Linked DNA regions of Homo sapiens: region 2 is linked to region 1. A link is a loop called in an ENCODE intact Hi-C map of the cell type or tissue named here. Cell type or tissue: A673. All regions are shown on one strand. Links, peaks and the distances in the headings refer to the core of each region. The heading gives the core; the rest is flanking DNA. Region 1 has its middle 260 kb from the start of ASXL3. Region 2 has its middle 51 kb from the start of DTNA.

Evidence for each region. A loop is a pair of places that touch in the nucleus more often than their neighbours do. Peaks named below come from ENCODE experiments on the same cell type or tissue, not always from the same donor. Only the 100,000 strongest peaks of a DNase experiment are listed, where the experiment ranks them.
Region 2: a loop joins it to region 1, with 3 times the contacts of the local background. A loop is called at or near these places in 2 of 110 quality-filtered maps.

Annotation. Positions count from the first base shown.
Region 1 is chr18:33,835,850-33,844,193 of GRCh38, reverse strand. No RefSeq gene overlaps it. Among named protein-coding and RNA genes, the nearest start is that of ASXL3, 260 kb to the right of the region's middle. RefSeq lists an enhancer at 6,438-7,381. In A673, for the core only: CTCF peaks have their summits at 4,353 and 4,559 (motif pointing left); DNase peaks (open chromatin) are centred at 4,533 and 7,403; H3K4me3 peaks cover 247 bases.
Region 2 is chr18:34,655,110-34,663,453 of GRCh38, reverse strand. It overlaps a transcript of DTNA not described here. Among named protein-coding and RNA genes, the nearest start is that of DTNA, 51 kb to the left of the region's middle. RefSeq lists enhancers at 3,054-3,557, 3,558-4,061. In A673, for the core only: a CTCF peak has its summit at 1,781 (motif pointing left); DNase peaks (open chromatin) are centred at 1,753 and 3,633; H3K27ac peaks cover 994 bases.

The DNA.
Region 1 (8,344 bases), core at 292-8,291:
GGGAACATGCATTTGAGCCCTACTTTGCACTCCTAGGCATCATAGGACATTCATAAATGCTCCAAAAGTTGCTTACACGAGGTCCCTGTTGGGACTCCAGGTACACTAAAAACAACAAAGCTATAGGTTTATTTTAAAATTTGCACTAGATCTAATTTTCAATCTGCTCACTCTATTTTGGACATGGTCATTTAGCAATGGGAGAAAGGAACATTTGAAAAAAAAATAAACTCTAATAATAAAATTTTCATTCACATTTAAATCCCATGTGGGTTTTTTCTCATTATTTTTGTCCATGAGAAAACTGAGGCACCTACAGCTTAACCACTTGTCCAGTGTGGCACGCTAGTAAGCAGTGGAGATGTGATTTTAGCTCTTGCCGTCCAGATATAGAGGCCATGATTTGGTTACTCTTCAAATACACGTCCAGTGCATTCCATATTTCTATAAGGAGCTCCCACCAAAGACAATAAAAACTTACCTCTTTTCACTGTTTTAACTGAAAAAATAGAGATAATGCAGGATTTACTACATTTTCTGCATTACCAGAGAGGAGTGCCAGGTAACAGTCTGATGCCCTGGTCCATAATAGCATGAAAGGTAAATAAAATCTCAGGGCCGGGAGCGGTGGCTCATGCCTGTAATCCCAGCACTTTGGGAGACCGAGGCGGGCGGATCATGAGGTCAAGAGATTGAGACCATCCTGGCCAACATGGTGAAACCCTGTCTGTACTAAAAAATACAAAAATTAGCTGGGCGTGGTGACATGGGCCTGTAATCCCAGCTACTCTGGAGGCTGAGGCAGGAGAATCACTTGGACCCGGGAGGTGGAGGTTGCAGTGAACTGAGATCGCACCACTGCACTCCAACCTAGTGACAGAGTGTATATATATATATAGATACACTCTCTATATATCTATATATATATATATATATACTCTATATGTATCCATATATATATCTATATATATACTGTATATATACATATATAGATACATATAGAGTATATATAGATACATATAGAGTATATATATACAGATACATATAGAGTATATATATATAGATATATAGAGAGTGTATCTATATATATAGATACACTGTCACTAGATATATGTACTCTATATGTATCTATACACACACACACACACACACACACACACACCAATATCTTGGGACCCTAAACTCGCCATGCAAAAGGGAAAAGTTAAGCTGCAAAAGGGAAAAGTTAAGCTGCAAAAGGGAGCCATGCAAAACTCTGCCCTCCTTTTGTTCCTACACAGATAGCTGCAAGACAGAAGGCCATATATTACCTCAGGTAGCCTCCCTCATCCTGGCAATGTAAATGCACACCTTATTTTCACAAGTATAGGGAAAAGACAAGACTAGAAATCATCCCTCAGCCCACTCCAAGACAGATGCATATTTGACTTTTTCCTCTGCTCTATGTTTACTTTATCATATGTAAAATGCAGATTTACTGAGCTAGTGATAGATGCATAATTGACTGTTTCTCTTTCTCCTCGTGCCTGCTTTTTCCCCTTTAAATACTGAAGTCCTCAAAACCCTCTTTGGATCACAGGCCACAGATCCTACTATAACTTGCATCTCTTTTTCCCAGGTGTATCCTCAATCTTGGCAAAAGAAACCTCTAAATTGATTGAGACCTGTCTCAGACGCTTACTGGTTTACAATAGCTAGCATTCCTTGTGCGCTATGTGTCTACTCTTAGCGAGTAGAACTTCTTACACCTTTATCATGTTTATTAGGGAGGTAGCATTATTTTCATATTACAGATGAGAAATCTAAAGCACAGGAAGACAAAATTAGCTTTTCCAATATCATTCAACTAAAAAGTAGCAGAAACTTAGCTTCCAGGCTCTCCTTCCTCTAACAATTTATTGCATATCAGTGAAAAATCCTAAAATTTACATACAGCTTCAACTTATGATTAGAAAACAAAACAAGTTCAACATGAACACAAATAAACATGCCAAATCTCGTTTATTCTCTAATTGTAAAATTATACCATTTTAACGCCATTCTGTATCTCTCTGATCCTAAACAATTCTTTATCCTAAAGCAGTATTTCTCACAAAGTGTCAGCTGTATTAATTTTGACTAATATTTTAATTTATTTCCTTTTTGTGTGGGGAAGGCGAGAGAAGAAGTGTGCGATATAAGCACATCTTAATTGTGAAAACAGTTAAGCTTTCTCTCATGACTAGCATAAAACACCCCCGCTCTTCAGCCACAATGAATAGATAGCGCCTAGCACTGTGCCAGACACTGTGGGCTGGGTCAAGCCTCAAGAACAAATTAAGGTAAGACAGCCCAGCAGTCCACAGGCTTTTTCTGTGGGCTTCTACTTCTCTCTCTCCTCATCCTCTCTTATCTCTCTCACTTCCCCAGTGTGCTTCTCTGGGTACTCAGCTGAATATTTCAGGCAATGAGAAGTGTCTGTGGTGGCAGAATTACCGTGTGAAGGCAGGTGATTCTTGCTTCTCCTTCAGAAGAAGGAGCCCTCACTTTCTTTTTTTTTTTTTTCTTTTGAGACGGAGTCTTGCTTTGTCACCCAGGCTGGAACACAGTGGTGCCATCTCGGCTCAGTGCAACCTCTGCTTCCCAAAGCAGCCCTCACTTCCTCACTTTGTGCTAATCCACATCCCCTGATGCCAAACAATTCTTTACCCTGGAGTAGTATTTCTCAGTATCAGCTGGAGGACCTAGGGTGATATGTGTTAAAATTTAGACGCCTGAGGGCCATCACAGCTGTATCTGAAATCAGAGAGGGGGGTAGGTGGGGTGGGGGATGGGCATGATAGTGTAGTTAGGTCACAGCAAGCTCTCATCTAGTAAGCTAAGCTCTCCCAGGTGATGCTGAGGCAACTTGATTGCTTTAGAAGTTCTAACCTGGACCAGAGAAAGGGAAGAGATGGGCCAATAAGTGGACATGTTTGAGGAAAAATTAAGTGATGGCCTGAGAGCCCAGAATTGAGACATGTTCCTAGAAAGTTATTTTGTGGAGAAGCTCTTAGATCCATGGCTCCTACTTTTTCACAAATAAAGCACCCAGCTCTCTCCCTAGAGACCCCACTCTATCCCTTAGCAGCTCTCCTGTGAGGAAAGGATGGCCCAGGCAGTAAATCTCTTCTGGTTTATAACAGAAAACACTGGGTAGTTGGGAGTGTTCCTATCTCTTGGACTGAGTAGAGACATATTTTTGGCACACTGAAAAAGATCAGTAAATGCTTCTTATCACACAATTATTGCTATATTTGGGAGTTAAATTGCATTATAATGTACTCCAATTACTTATACTTTTATCAATATAGTCATAACTATGCATATATTCCGAACAAGGGTCATAAAATTAAGGCCAGTGGACCAAATTTAGCCTGCCTCCCATTATTGTAAATAAAGTTTTATTGGAACACAACCATGCTCATTTATTACATGCTGCTTATAGTTGTTTTCACGCAATAACAGTAGAATTGAGTGAGTAGATACAAGAAAGATGATATGGCCCACAAAACCAAAAATATTTATTATCTGGTCCTTTATAGAAAATGTTTGTCTAGAGGATTATATTATAGATTATAGCTCTCCACCACTACTGTATGCCAGGTACTTTACTTGGCTCCCTTGTGCATTATCTTTAATGTTCTCAATAACCTTCCCAGTTGTTATGATCATGATATTGCAGGGGAAGAGTGTTAGACAGGTCAAGGGATCTGTTTAAAGCAGACATCCGGAATTCAAACAGTACTTTGTTTATGTTTTCTGACTGCGAGTCTTTTATGAGCTGTGCTAGGGATATAATCACCATGTTACACTTTTAATGGGAAAAGTTGTTCTTAGTGCCAAAACATGACCCTAAAAAAATGTGCTATGGGAAAGCAGTCCATATGCAATTTGGGGAACTGACTCTCAGTCCCCAAAGAGTCTTTCCTGATAATCTGGCTACCCCAACATTGTGTACCCTATTTCATTTTTATTCCAGTAATTATAAGTGCTTGAAATTATTTTATTTATTTGGCCATTTCTGTTTGGATTGTTTTTCTCCTCTCAGTGGAATGCAGGATCCTTGCCGGCAGAGTTTCTCTTCCATTTGCATCTGTAGCCCAAGAGCTGGGAGCATGCCAGGCACAAGTGTCACTGTTCAGCAAGCATTTGCTGTGTGGCTCCTCTTAGTTAATAATAAACGTTTATATTGTTTTCTTGTCCTAAAATACAACATCTGAATATAGACTGTAATGCATAGCAAAATTTGTCTTGCTTATTTGCCAACGGTGGAAAATTCTTTTTTGAAATCCTTGGAAGCATTCTAGAGGAGAACTGGGGTAGGTGTTGATTTATTGCAATGCGGTATTTTGAAAATTATCACAATATCTCTTTAGGGGATTCAGTGGAAGAAACCAGGATCATATACACCACGAAAAAAAAACCCAGCTTTTTAATTACTTAAACAGCAACTCGAAATGAGCATGATACTCCTCCTCATTTAACCCCTTAGAAGTGTGAGTTCACAGATTGCTACATCCTGCCCTCTACTGGAAGAGAGAGTAATGACAAACAGGGACTAGCAAAAGAGCACTGAAGCTTTTTTTTTTTTACCAAGAAACACAATTTTTCTTTTTGCTGGAGTAAATTACATGTTACAACTGCTCTTCCCTGCCCCACATTCCTTTCTACTTCCAGAGTAAATAAATAGCAAAGCAAGTGGAGTACAAGATGGCTACCAGTAAAATAAAGAGAAAAGCAAACCTATATATAGGACACGTTTTGAAAACAAAATTAATCTTTTATTTCTGTAGAAGTATTTTTAAAGTGTGATTTGTTTAATAATTAACTCTGCACCTCAGTTCTTATCATCTGACACTCTGTTGAAGAATATAATTGGAAAGGCTATCTAAGTTAAACTTCTAAAAATTAAACTTCTGAAAATTAGAGATAGCATATATTCATATTTACTTGTATTAACTCATATTTAGTGCAATATCTTTAACTTTTAATTCATAGAGTAAATGTCATGTCTGATATAATAAATATAATAATAAAATATATAAAGTCCCTGATTTTAAAAATGCATATTGTATAAGATACTAAGTTTCTTTTATAGAGAAGACTGATTAGTTACACCTGACCTTAATGTTTTCTTCTGGCCTCATGTGTCCCTTCCAGTTTCACAACTCACCCTACCAAACCTCACGTGTATGTCAAGATAAAGCAAGCTATCCCTACCCCATTACCCTGCGCTTACTTAGATAAGAACACCATCCTATAAACCAGCATACTGACCTCTACCAGTATATAATTTTTTTCTTTAATCAACAATATGCCCTACATCTTTTAAAGCATTAGCTAAATAAGCCAACTATACACTGATTTGAAGCAGGTGCTTCCAAAATCTCGCTTAAAACATCTAATATGAGCAAGACAGGTTAACTGAGATATCTTCCAGTACCTTTAAATTCTGACCCTGTGCTAAGTTCCAACACCACAAAACAAAGTGTCTATGTCTCCGAACTGTAGGTTAATGCTCTCTCTCTAAAGGAGTAACAAAAGAATTTGCTTGTAAAGAATGTATCATTTCTTTGGGAAAACCAGCATCATATTTTTGATTTCCATGTTTCCATTACATTACCAAGTCCACGGCTCTACCAAGTAAGGTTATCTTAGAATCAGGGCAAGGAAAAGCTTTTATCTATTGGTGAACTCTTAGTAGATAGCAAGAAGAACCATTATGGTTAATAGCATAAACCATAGAGTCACATTGCCTAAATTCAGATTCCAACTCTCTCTTGTACCATGTTACCTTGAGCTAGTTATGTTAACTTCCTTTGTCTTAGTTTCCTCATCTGTAAAATGTGGGTGTCAATAGTACCTGCCTCATAGGGCAATTGTGAAAGTAAAAGAAGTTCATATGTTAAAAAGTCCCTTGGAACCAGACTTGGCACACAGCCTTTGAGAGATGTCAGCTGCAACCCAAATTTGTTTCTGCATCCTACCCTGTTGACAGAAGGCTCAGAGCTACATGTCAATTCTTTCGCTGTAACTGATTCCAGACACCTGCTTCTTCTTTCTCTCTCTTCCTCAATTTACTTATTTATTATAATTGCTCTGTTTCATATCATTTTTATTAATATAAGCTGATGAACTATTTTAAGGAAATGAACAAGAATGAAATTATTTATTAGGTGGACTAAACTGAACTTGGCCTCTTTGGTCAATTATTTCAGTCCAGATTACTTAATTTTCTGCTTTATAAAATACTCCTAAATTAGGTCACATCAATTTCAGAAAGCACGTCTTAGAATATGACATCTTCCATGTGCAAGAAAATCCAGAATTTAAAAAAAAATCTTGTCTTCATATGAGACTTCTTGGATGACATATAGGTGTTAACGGTTTAATACATGCATATAAAGAGGTACCTCTTAACATGTCAAATATGTTGATAGGTTTCCATGCTCATTAAGACTCACATGGATAAGGAATGGAGCAAAGAGCAGCTATACTCTACTGGCACTGTGCTGGGAATAATTTGAAATCAAGCTTCTCTTCTGCAAAGCCCAATTCTAGTTAAAAGGTGCAAGAGGGAAATCAGTACAGAGTGCAAGTTCATCAGAACAGGTTGATCTGGTTTGCTGGAGACTCTTAGAAGCCTCCTGGGAGAAATGGGGATAAAAGTTGTTGAAATAGATAGATAACTCCAGGACTTAAGCTCTCAAACACAAATGATGAACAAAGACCAGCTTTACCTCCTGGAGAGTGCCTTCTCCAAATAAATGCAGGTAACTCATCAAAGCCTCTGCCCTGAGTACTTAATTGCTGGAGAGGGAACATTTGGGCTGCATAACAAAAAGCATTACTTTTATTTTCTCAGATCAGCCTTAAGAAAGTGTCCCAAGTTTCAAAGGGAAAGTACCTGAGACAGACATAGTAAGTTGATAAAGAGTTGTAATAAAAGAGGCATCAGAAATTGAGGCAACAAGGCTGTTTTATTGGAGATATTGAGTGGGGATGGCAATGGGATTAGTAATAGAGAAAGAAAGCAAAAAAGCATACATTATCCCTGTTGACTATCAGCAAACTGAATGTGGCTCAGAATACCAGTCAGGAATACCCACAGGGTAAGAAATGTGTTTTAAGAGTGGAAAGAAAAGAAAAATCAAGTCTTGGGATGCCAGTGGCTTCACTTTTGGTAGTTCAGAGACAAACTCTAATATTCTTTGTCAACTCAAAAATGATGAGGTTCATACATTTGGAAAGGAGAGCTTTAATTCTCATAAAGTGTTGCAGCCCCCAGGGTAGCCATTCTGACAGTCGGGGAAGTGTAGCCTCTGGCCAGAAGCCAGAAACAGATACACTGGGGCTCAGCCAACTAGAACAGGGATTTATGCTGAATGAGGTGGGCAAATATACATATTCAATCGTCTATAGAAGGAGTCATGAATATTTATGAATGGAGAAACATGTGAATGTACAACTGGGCTTCATGTCTCTACCAAGGGTAGAGTATTTGGCCCTCTGATGTCGAAAAGTGAAGCGGAAGAGAGGAAAGTTTTTGCTGTGCATCCTCTGAAGACTGGTCAGAACTACTGCTTCCTTGGTGGTCTCTTATCAAGAAGAAAGGCTGGTTGGTTAGTGTGCCAAAACTGCAAAAGGAGGGGCAGTAGCCAAGCGGTTGGTTGATATCCACAGTGGAATCTCTTGAAAAGGGCTGGTTTCTGCTTAGCTTTTAGGGAAGAAAACCTCATGTCAACTAGGGAGTGAGGGGAGATAACAAGGTGTGTGGGACTTCCCATTCTGTCATGGCCATGAACTCGGTTTTAAGGTTTTTCTTGTGTCCCTTCGGCCAAAGGTTGGTCGTTGGGGGCGGGGGGTCTGTATAGTTGGTCCTGGGGCTGATAATTTTATTTTTATTTATCATCCTTGTTATTTTTCCCTCTTCAGTGGTGAAAGCTGGAATGGTAAGTGCTATAAAGAGGGGTAAAAAAGATATGCCTCACAGGACTCATTTGTTAGAAGAAGAGGCAGTCTGCGATGTAAAGTCAGCAATCCCCACTTGTAAATGTTATTTGTGCCCCACACCACACTGAAGCAGGACTCAGTACCTCTTCTCACAACCCAGGAGGAAATCTCTAAAACCAAAATTTTAATTGTAATCATATTTTACAGTCTCATTTGGAATATGGGAACAAGGGGAAGTTAGATCACAGAATTACCGACAAAATACTTAAAAGTTTTAACCAGATATGCCTGTTTTTTTTTCATTCCTCTTTCCCTATACTATCAACAGTGTGGTTTTAATCTTCCTAACTTCACTAAATTTTGTCTCCTC
Region 2 (8,344 bases), core at 13-8,012, 820 kb before region 1:
GTGGCTCATGCCTCTAATCCCAACACTTTGGGAGGCCAAGGCAGGAGAATCGCTTGAGCCTGGGAGTTCAAGACAAGTCTGGGCATAGCAAGACATATCAAGACCTTGTCTCTACAAAAAAAGAAAAAATTAGCCAGGCGTGGTGGCATGCACCTGTATGTAGTCCCAGAAACTTAGGAGACTGAGGTAGGAGGATCACTTGAGCCCACGGGGTCAAGGCTGCAGTGAGCCACGATCATGCCAATGAACTCCAGCTTGGATGACAGAGTGAGACCCTATCTCAAAAAAATAAAAAGTAAAAATAAATAAATAAAATAACGTCATTTACACTCCCAAGACTTAATAACATGCTTTTGCTGTTGCTTGCTTTGTTTTTCACTGGAAGTACATGGGAGTGAAGAAATATTACTACCAGTAGAGCTTGGTGCCACTGCCTTCAACCCCTAGTAATAGATTCCAGCAGTTTTACTTACCATTACTTTTGCACATCTGTGTGACTGTCCCATAGTGAAAAAGGCAAATAATATGATAGAGTTGTTATTAAAATAGTTTTAACCTCAAGAATCTCATGAAAGTGTCTTCATTTTGAGAACCGTTGTCCTAAAAGGAAGGGCATATATTAAGGTTGTTGAGACAAATCTCTGAGGTTGAATAACACAGTTGTTCCTCAGGGTTAAAGGAGATCACTTAGCACAGTGCCTGACACAACTGTCAACTCAACAGATGTTAGCTATGATTACTAATATTTATATTATCATTTCTTTTTCAGATCAAGAAGCAATGATATGAGTAAATCAGAATATCAGCTGTGTGTTGGAATTTATCCTACCTAAATCCAAATTTTAGTTCTGCAATTCTTCTGTGAGTATAAGTTACATGCAGATATGTTTTTCCTGCTATTTTAAGTGAGACTGAGATTTTTGTCCCTCACATGTCAATTTTGTAAATCCTTGGGTAATCAGTCATGAGAGACATTTCTCAGTCATTAGTTAGTGGGGACAACTGAGAGAAGGTATTTGACTGGGTCCCAGGATCGCCCAGTCCCTTATCTTCTTCCTGCCATATCATGTTTGGGAAGCAGGTATTTCCAAAGGGTTATGCAAAGCTCATAGGGACATCTAGCTGATGTAAATGATGGAAATAGGTAAGTGTAAGTCAAGGAGACCAGTCACATTGTGCCTGCATATTTTACTCTTATGAATATTTTTTACTGCCTCCAAGAAATATGTTCTCTCTCATTTTCCTTGAAATTACAAGAGGCTTGCTTGCTATGTTATTCTTTTTACCATCTTTGACCTGAGTACAAAAAAAAAAAAAACAACAACCGGTTCTTAACAACAAAATGATGCAAGCTTGATAATAAGTAACAGCTTACATTTAATCTCGGTGTTAGAAAAATAGAGAGTGATAGTGATGGAGTTGAAATGAAGAGTTTGTGCCTTGTTTATAGAGAGAAGCTCCCTCTGACTGCCACACAGAGGCGCAGACATACAGTGTGGCCACATCTTTCTATTTTCAAGCTCAGGGTGGAAATCCAGATATTTATGTGAAATTTTCCAATTTATAAATGTTGCCCCAAACTGGGTAGGCCACATAAAACATGTTGGCAGGGTTTGAAAGCTGCCACATTTTTGATTTCTCCAAATATATAACTTAATTTCCCTCCATGATCTCACTGACCATTATCCTCTGCACTTAACTCTGTCACCTCTCCTATCTTGGGGCAAAGAGGGTGGGAACAGTGGATGGAGAGGCGCCTTTATCTCCCTCTAGTGGTGAAAATATGCCAAAACAACTAGCTGAATGTTCATTCATCCTGTTTATTGAAAACTCATCTATGCGAAACTCATCCTTTGTCTGATTAAAATTAGCAAAACAGACTCTGGCTGTTATGTGTGAGATGTGAACTGAAAGGAAATTTTACTACCAGTGCAGATTAGACTCTGGGGTAAAAGAAGCCAGAAAGAGGGAGCAGGGATATCAGCCCAAGTAGGAATTTAGAAGATTCAAGAGTTTCAGACCTCATCACCAGGAAAAGAGAAGAATCTAAAAACTTGTACTCTAACAGAAGGCAGGGCCATCAATACATACTGCAGCTGGAAGGCATACACTAAGTTTTATGGGCAAAGTTGAGTATAGTGTGAATGATCAACGTATCCACTAGCTAGAGCAGTGTCTAGTAAGTACTGCTAATTTGATCCCTGTTTTAAGTATTTAATAGTACCTTAGCTCTTATTAATTAATGGAGAGCATCTCATATTCTTTGTTTAGAAGCTCCACTTGGGGAAAATGTTTTCAGGGTGGAGAATGGAATACATTTTGCAAATAAACAGAATTTCAAATAGGTTAGTAATACAGAGCTAATAAATGATACTGAGAAAGATAAAAAATAGATATCATAATAGTTGTTGACAAAAGAGTCAAACTCTGAAAAATATTTGAAAAGATAAATTTTGAGCCAAATATGAGTGGGCAATGGTCAGTGACACAGCCCTGTCTCCTGAGAACATGTGCCCAAAGTAGTCAGGCTTCAGCTTAGTTTTATACATTTTAGGGAGACAAAAGACATCAATCAATACATGTAAGATGTACACTGGTTGGGTCAGGAAAGGTGGCACAACTCAAAGCGGGGGTGGGGAGCTTCAAGGTCATAGGTAGATTCAAACAATTTCTAATTGGCAATTGGTTGGAAGACTTAAGTTATTGTCTAAAGACCTGGAATCAACAGAAGGGAATGTCTGGGCTAAGATAAGGGGTTTTGGAGACCAAGGTTCTTATTATGCAGATGAAGTCTCCAAGTAACAGGCTTCAGAGAGATTAGATTGTAAATGTTTCTTATTAGACTTAAAAAGGTGCCAGACTCTTAGTCGATTCTCTCCTGGATCAGGAAAAAGACCTGGAAAGGGAAGGGGATTCTCTACAGAATGCAGATTTTCCCCACAAGCAATAGCTTTGCAGGGCTATTTCAAAATATGTCAAAGAAATATAATTTAGAGTAAAATACTTTGATATCTTTCAGGGCCTGCTGTCTGTCAGGTGATGCTATACTAGATCAGGCTGGAATTTGGTGACCTATTGCTACAAAAAGTCTTAAGATCTCTGTTTTAATGTTAATGCTGCTCAGTTGTGCCTGAATTCCAAAGGGAGGATGTCTGACCCCCCACTTCCTCTCACGGCCTGAACTAGTTTTCCAGGTTAACTGGAATGCTCTTGGCTGAGAGGAGGGGTCCATTCCGATGGTTGGGGGGCTTAGAATTTTATTTTCAGTTTACACAGCTTTGCTTCATTTGGATGCCCATGGTGTCTTAGAACACTGTCCCCAAGTATTATATGCCTGTAGCTCAAATGTCAACTTTCAAGGATGGTTCCCTCTCTTGTATACTCATTTCTTTGCCTTCTGCCCTCCTTGGTACACTCAGATAATTTAAAGAACTGAAATACAATTGCTTTTAAAAGCTCAATACTTCATTATACTTTTGTTTTGAAAACAGTTTTTGAGTTGAGAGTATGTCAGCAAAAGCAACCAAAAGAATGTGGATGTTGTTACAAGGTCAGCTTTTCAGCAGCCGTAGGCAGCCATTACTGGCATTCTGTCAAACAATCACCACTGGCAGCGGGGCCATTCATAGGCAATGAGTCAGCAGCTCTGACAGCACTAAATACGGTCACCGGTTAATGCGCAAGATAACAGGCTCACATGCTCCTTCAGAAAGGGCTGGTGAGAGGAAGTATTTTATTTTTCAAGTTTATTTAGAAGAAGATCAGAATAGGTTGTTAAAACCCAGATGTTAAATGAGTGTGTGTGTGTGTGTGTGTGTGTCTGTGTGTGTCTGTGTGTATGTGTACGTGTTAGAATCTAGAATGAAATATATATGGATTTCTTGTGTAAGGAAAAACATGTTCAAACTGAGAGCTGAAATATCAGAAGCTAGGCATTTCAAATGAGATACTGTTGTACAAAGAAGTGCCTGCCTTATACCTGGGCTGTACAGTCCAGTAGTCATTGGCTACATGTGGCTATTGAGCAGTTGAAATGCGGCTAGCCCAAATCAAGATGTGTTGGAAGTGTAAAATCTACACAGGATTTCAAGCATACAGTACAAAAAAGGAATAAAAGACCTCATTAATAACTTTTTATATTAGTTACATGTTGAAATGATAATAGTTTTGATATATTGGACTAAGTAAAATATATTTAGATTAATTTCACCTGTTTCTTTTTCCTTTTTTAATGTGGCTACTAGAAAATTTATAATTACATATGTGGCTTGCATCCTGTTTCTATTGGATAGTACTATTTTAAAGGAAGATATTTGCTATCATCTCCTTCCAGTCATAACACACACATGCGTGCACACACACACACACGTACAGTAAATGGATAGGAAGGCAGTAGGTGTTTTAAAAATGCAGGCTGCAAAATTCCACTTAAGGTGCTGATTTGAAAATCCCAGTTCTCTAAGCTAAAGAACAGTGCAACATACTCCATAGCACTGAAAGATATTCTACCCTGAATTGTCATTAGGCCTCAGCCGTGGTTACAGTGGAGAAAGAGTGTTAGCCATATTTATTTAATTCTGGCCATTTTATTAAGAAAGAAAGGGCACTGTCCAAGATGCTGAGAAATGACACTCTCATAAAAGAACAAAATGAGCACTGTAGAAATAAATTAGTGTTGTTCTCTGGACTTTTCTGTTCTGTTTTAGACTTGAATGCTCTTAACACTGCTTTGGTGGTGGTAATCAAGACAGTATTATAACATATTGGGCTTAAACTTTGACTTAATAAGGATTTTGATAAAGGCCACATTCAGTGGCTCAAGCCTGTAATCCCAGCACTTTGTAAACCAAGGGAGGTAGACTGTTTGAGATCAGGAGTTTGAGACCAGCTTGGGCAACATGACAAAACCCCATCTCTACAAAAATACAAAAAAATTAGCCAGATATGGTGGCACACTCCTGTTGTCTCAGCAACTCGGGAGGCTGAGGTATGAGAGTCACTTGAACCCGGGGGGCAGAGATTACAGTGAGCCAAGATCACGCCACTGCGCTCCAGCCTGGGTGATAGAGCCAGACCTTGTCTCAAAAGACAAACAAAGAAACAAAAGAATTTTTATAAAAGCAAAATTTGGATACTAATTTGGCTGTTTAAACAGCTACTGAAAGATTGTAATTTCTAGATTTGCCTGACTGTTTTTGTGCTTTGAGTCTGATTTGTCACTGCTAGTAAATTATCCCCCTAAATTCTGGCTAGTGTTGAGGGATTCCTAGTAGCCTTTCTCCTATATCCTGCTGCATACTCTCTCCTTTTTAGTTTCAGTGCTTGAATCAGTTTCATCAGTCAGCTTCTTTCATCTTTTTCTTAGCCAATATCTACTTAGAAGACTTTGGAGTTTTGGAGTCAAACAGATGCCAGTTTGAGACTCTGAAGTCAGCCAATTCTCCTGAAATTTCTCTTTCATCCATTTTAACTACTGACTTTAATTTTTATGAGCAAAGCTGGAAAGCAAGTAGCTGAGCAGAGGTTTCATTAATAGTGGCCAGGACTTCCTGAATGATTGTCCAAAGGTGTATTCTAGCAATACAAAGATGGCAGTGTGTGTGGCTCCTGAGCTAGTTGGAAGAAAGTGTGAAATTCTTCAGATTCTTTTTCATTCAGAGCTATGTGATGTCTCCCCTCCTTCCCAAATGCATAACCTAATTTCATCCCTCAAATTCAGAAACTGAAATTTGGATAGACTTCTATTGGAGAATGGCTCATGGTGTTCCCCTAAAATCTCTGTTTAGTAGTCTTCCTTGTCTAAATGGAGAGTGATGTATGAAAAATTTAGTGTATCCATTTAAAGTTATAAAAATATTTTAAAGAAAAATTAAATGGTTGGTATTCTAATGATTTTTAAGTATATTTTTGCTTTCTCATTAAAAAAGACATTGTGTTACAATATAAACATTTACATGATAAATAAAAATAGATTACTTTTACCACTCAAAGGAAATTGTTTCTTAACTCTTTCAGTTTGGACAATGAAAGCAAACTGACTGATTTATAACACATTTTGTTTTTTGACAAGTTTTTTTAAAAATTCAAATTCTTGACAAGTGTTGCTGAGCAATACCAAAAAAGTACCATATTTGGGAAATACACAAAAGCAAGAAAAGTTAAAGCAAGCTATGACAGGCTTTCAGTATTTTTAGAATGACAACCTTACATTATCTGATTCCAATGGACAGGAGAAATGGTAGGGGTTAAAAAGATGTTGATTAAGACTTTACAAATAGGACCAGGTGCAGTGGCTCATGCCTAGTCCTAGCACTTTGGGAGTCTGAGGTGGGTGGATTGTCTGAGCTCAGGATTTTGAGACCATCCTGGGCAACATGATGAAACCTTGTCTCTACTGAAAATATAAAAAATTAGCCATGCATAGTGGTGCACACCTGTAGTCCCAGGTACTCGGAAGGCTGAGGCATGAGAATTGCTTGAGCCTGGGAGGTGGAGGTTGCAGTGAGCCGAGATCATGCCACTGAACTGCATCCTGGGTGACAGAACAAGATGCTGTCTCAAAAAAACAAACAAACAAAAAAAGGCTATGCAAATATAAAAAGATTACGTAAAATAGACTATTGGACTATTAACATCATTTCACTAAATTTTTAGATAACGGCATTACTATGTTTTAAAAAAGCATTTCAACATCTAACAACTATAATTTTCTCTTCTCTTTGTTTCAGTTTTTATAATGAAGAAATTTTAAATAACGAATCCTGTATATTCTAAAAGTTTATGTGTTGTTAATAAAACTCTTTTGGAGAAACCTACAAAAGAAAAAACACACCATTGAAACTTGTGACATCTGTGAAATGTGGTTTAGGAAACCTGGCAGGGCTAGGAGAACTTCAATATGAAAGTAAAAAGCATTTGGGGACTGCTCCGTGACCTGGAAGTTCAGAAGGGAAGGGGTTAATGGTGACTGGCAGCTCATTTCAAGTCTTTTTAGCACCCTGTTCCCCTAAAGAGGAGAAGGAAAACGACACAATTGTCAGACATTTACCGTAAGAAGAACCCTTCTATTCTTCTAATTCCTAGCAAGACGTGCAGAAAATAAAATCCAAACTGTATAGCCAGTCTTCACTGACTTAACCAAGACGAATCACTTTCATGAGTGGCTTACTTCACCTCTTCTAGGATTGACATCTGTGCTTATGGTTTAGCAACACTAAAATTGGAAATAAAATTCATAACTGATACATGTCTAATTCAAGAGATAAAAGCAACTTATAACTATAACTTTATAAAAGGGTTCTATAAACTGCTAACATTTGATAATCATATAAACCATCCTGTAATGCAAACCACAGAATTACTATCAAGAACATAAAATATATTCACATAATTTGATTCATTCATCTGCAGCAAGAGAAGCAGTTGACAATAAAATATCACTCAGTGTGCACACGTGTGTGTAAACATGTGTTTATGTGTGTAAAGCCTCCCTTTTGTGCTCATTTAAAAGGGTAGAATGTGAAAGTTGACGAGTTAGAGAATAGGTAAAATGAAGACTTAATTTCTTTGTATATATGAACAATTAACTTCTTCCTCAAAGTCTGTCTATTCCATAGCAACGTTATGAGTCTCCTGGCAGGACTGGCCCATTCACACTCTAACAAAGTAAGAGTTTTATTGTGCTCAAATACAGTGAGTTATTTGGTTAAAACAATACTTGGGCAATCCAGCTCCCAGGAATATTACTGTCTTATTAATTATTAATAGTAAACCTAAACACTTATAGAAAAGAGGACACAATTTAACATGAGAAGTTACCCTTTGGATATTTTTAGAAATTAATATCCATATAATTTCTGTGATAAAAAGTGAAGACACATGAGTAAATTGAAAGATACAAGGGTAAAATGCACAATAGTCTGCTTATCTGAGAACTTTTCTTTTTCATTTAATAATAGCTAATACAGGTGAACATAATACTCAGAAATACCTGCTTAGTTTTGCCTTTAGCCACCATTTCCTTTACCAGATAAAGTTAAGCAAGTAGGATTCTTAGCATCTTTGAGCAGGCAAGTGGAGGTGGGAGGTGGGGGAGGAGGCCTTGGTGGGCTGGAATGGTCTGAGTTATGTTTGGGTGATGCTAATCTTCCCCTTACTCTAAAGTAACACCAATTATGTAAGAGAGAAGGAGGCAGTGAATATGTCCAATAACCGATTCAGAGAAGGGCTTGAGTAGGTAGGCAGAGTGTGGGAAGGTCACCTCTTGAACCTAGCAGTTTACTTACCTGTCTACTTAAACGGGGGTTTACATTTTTGCTGGATTTAATAATCGAATATCATATAT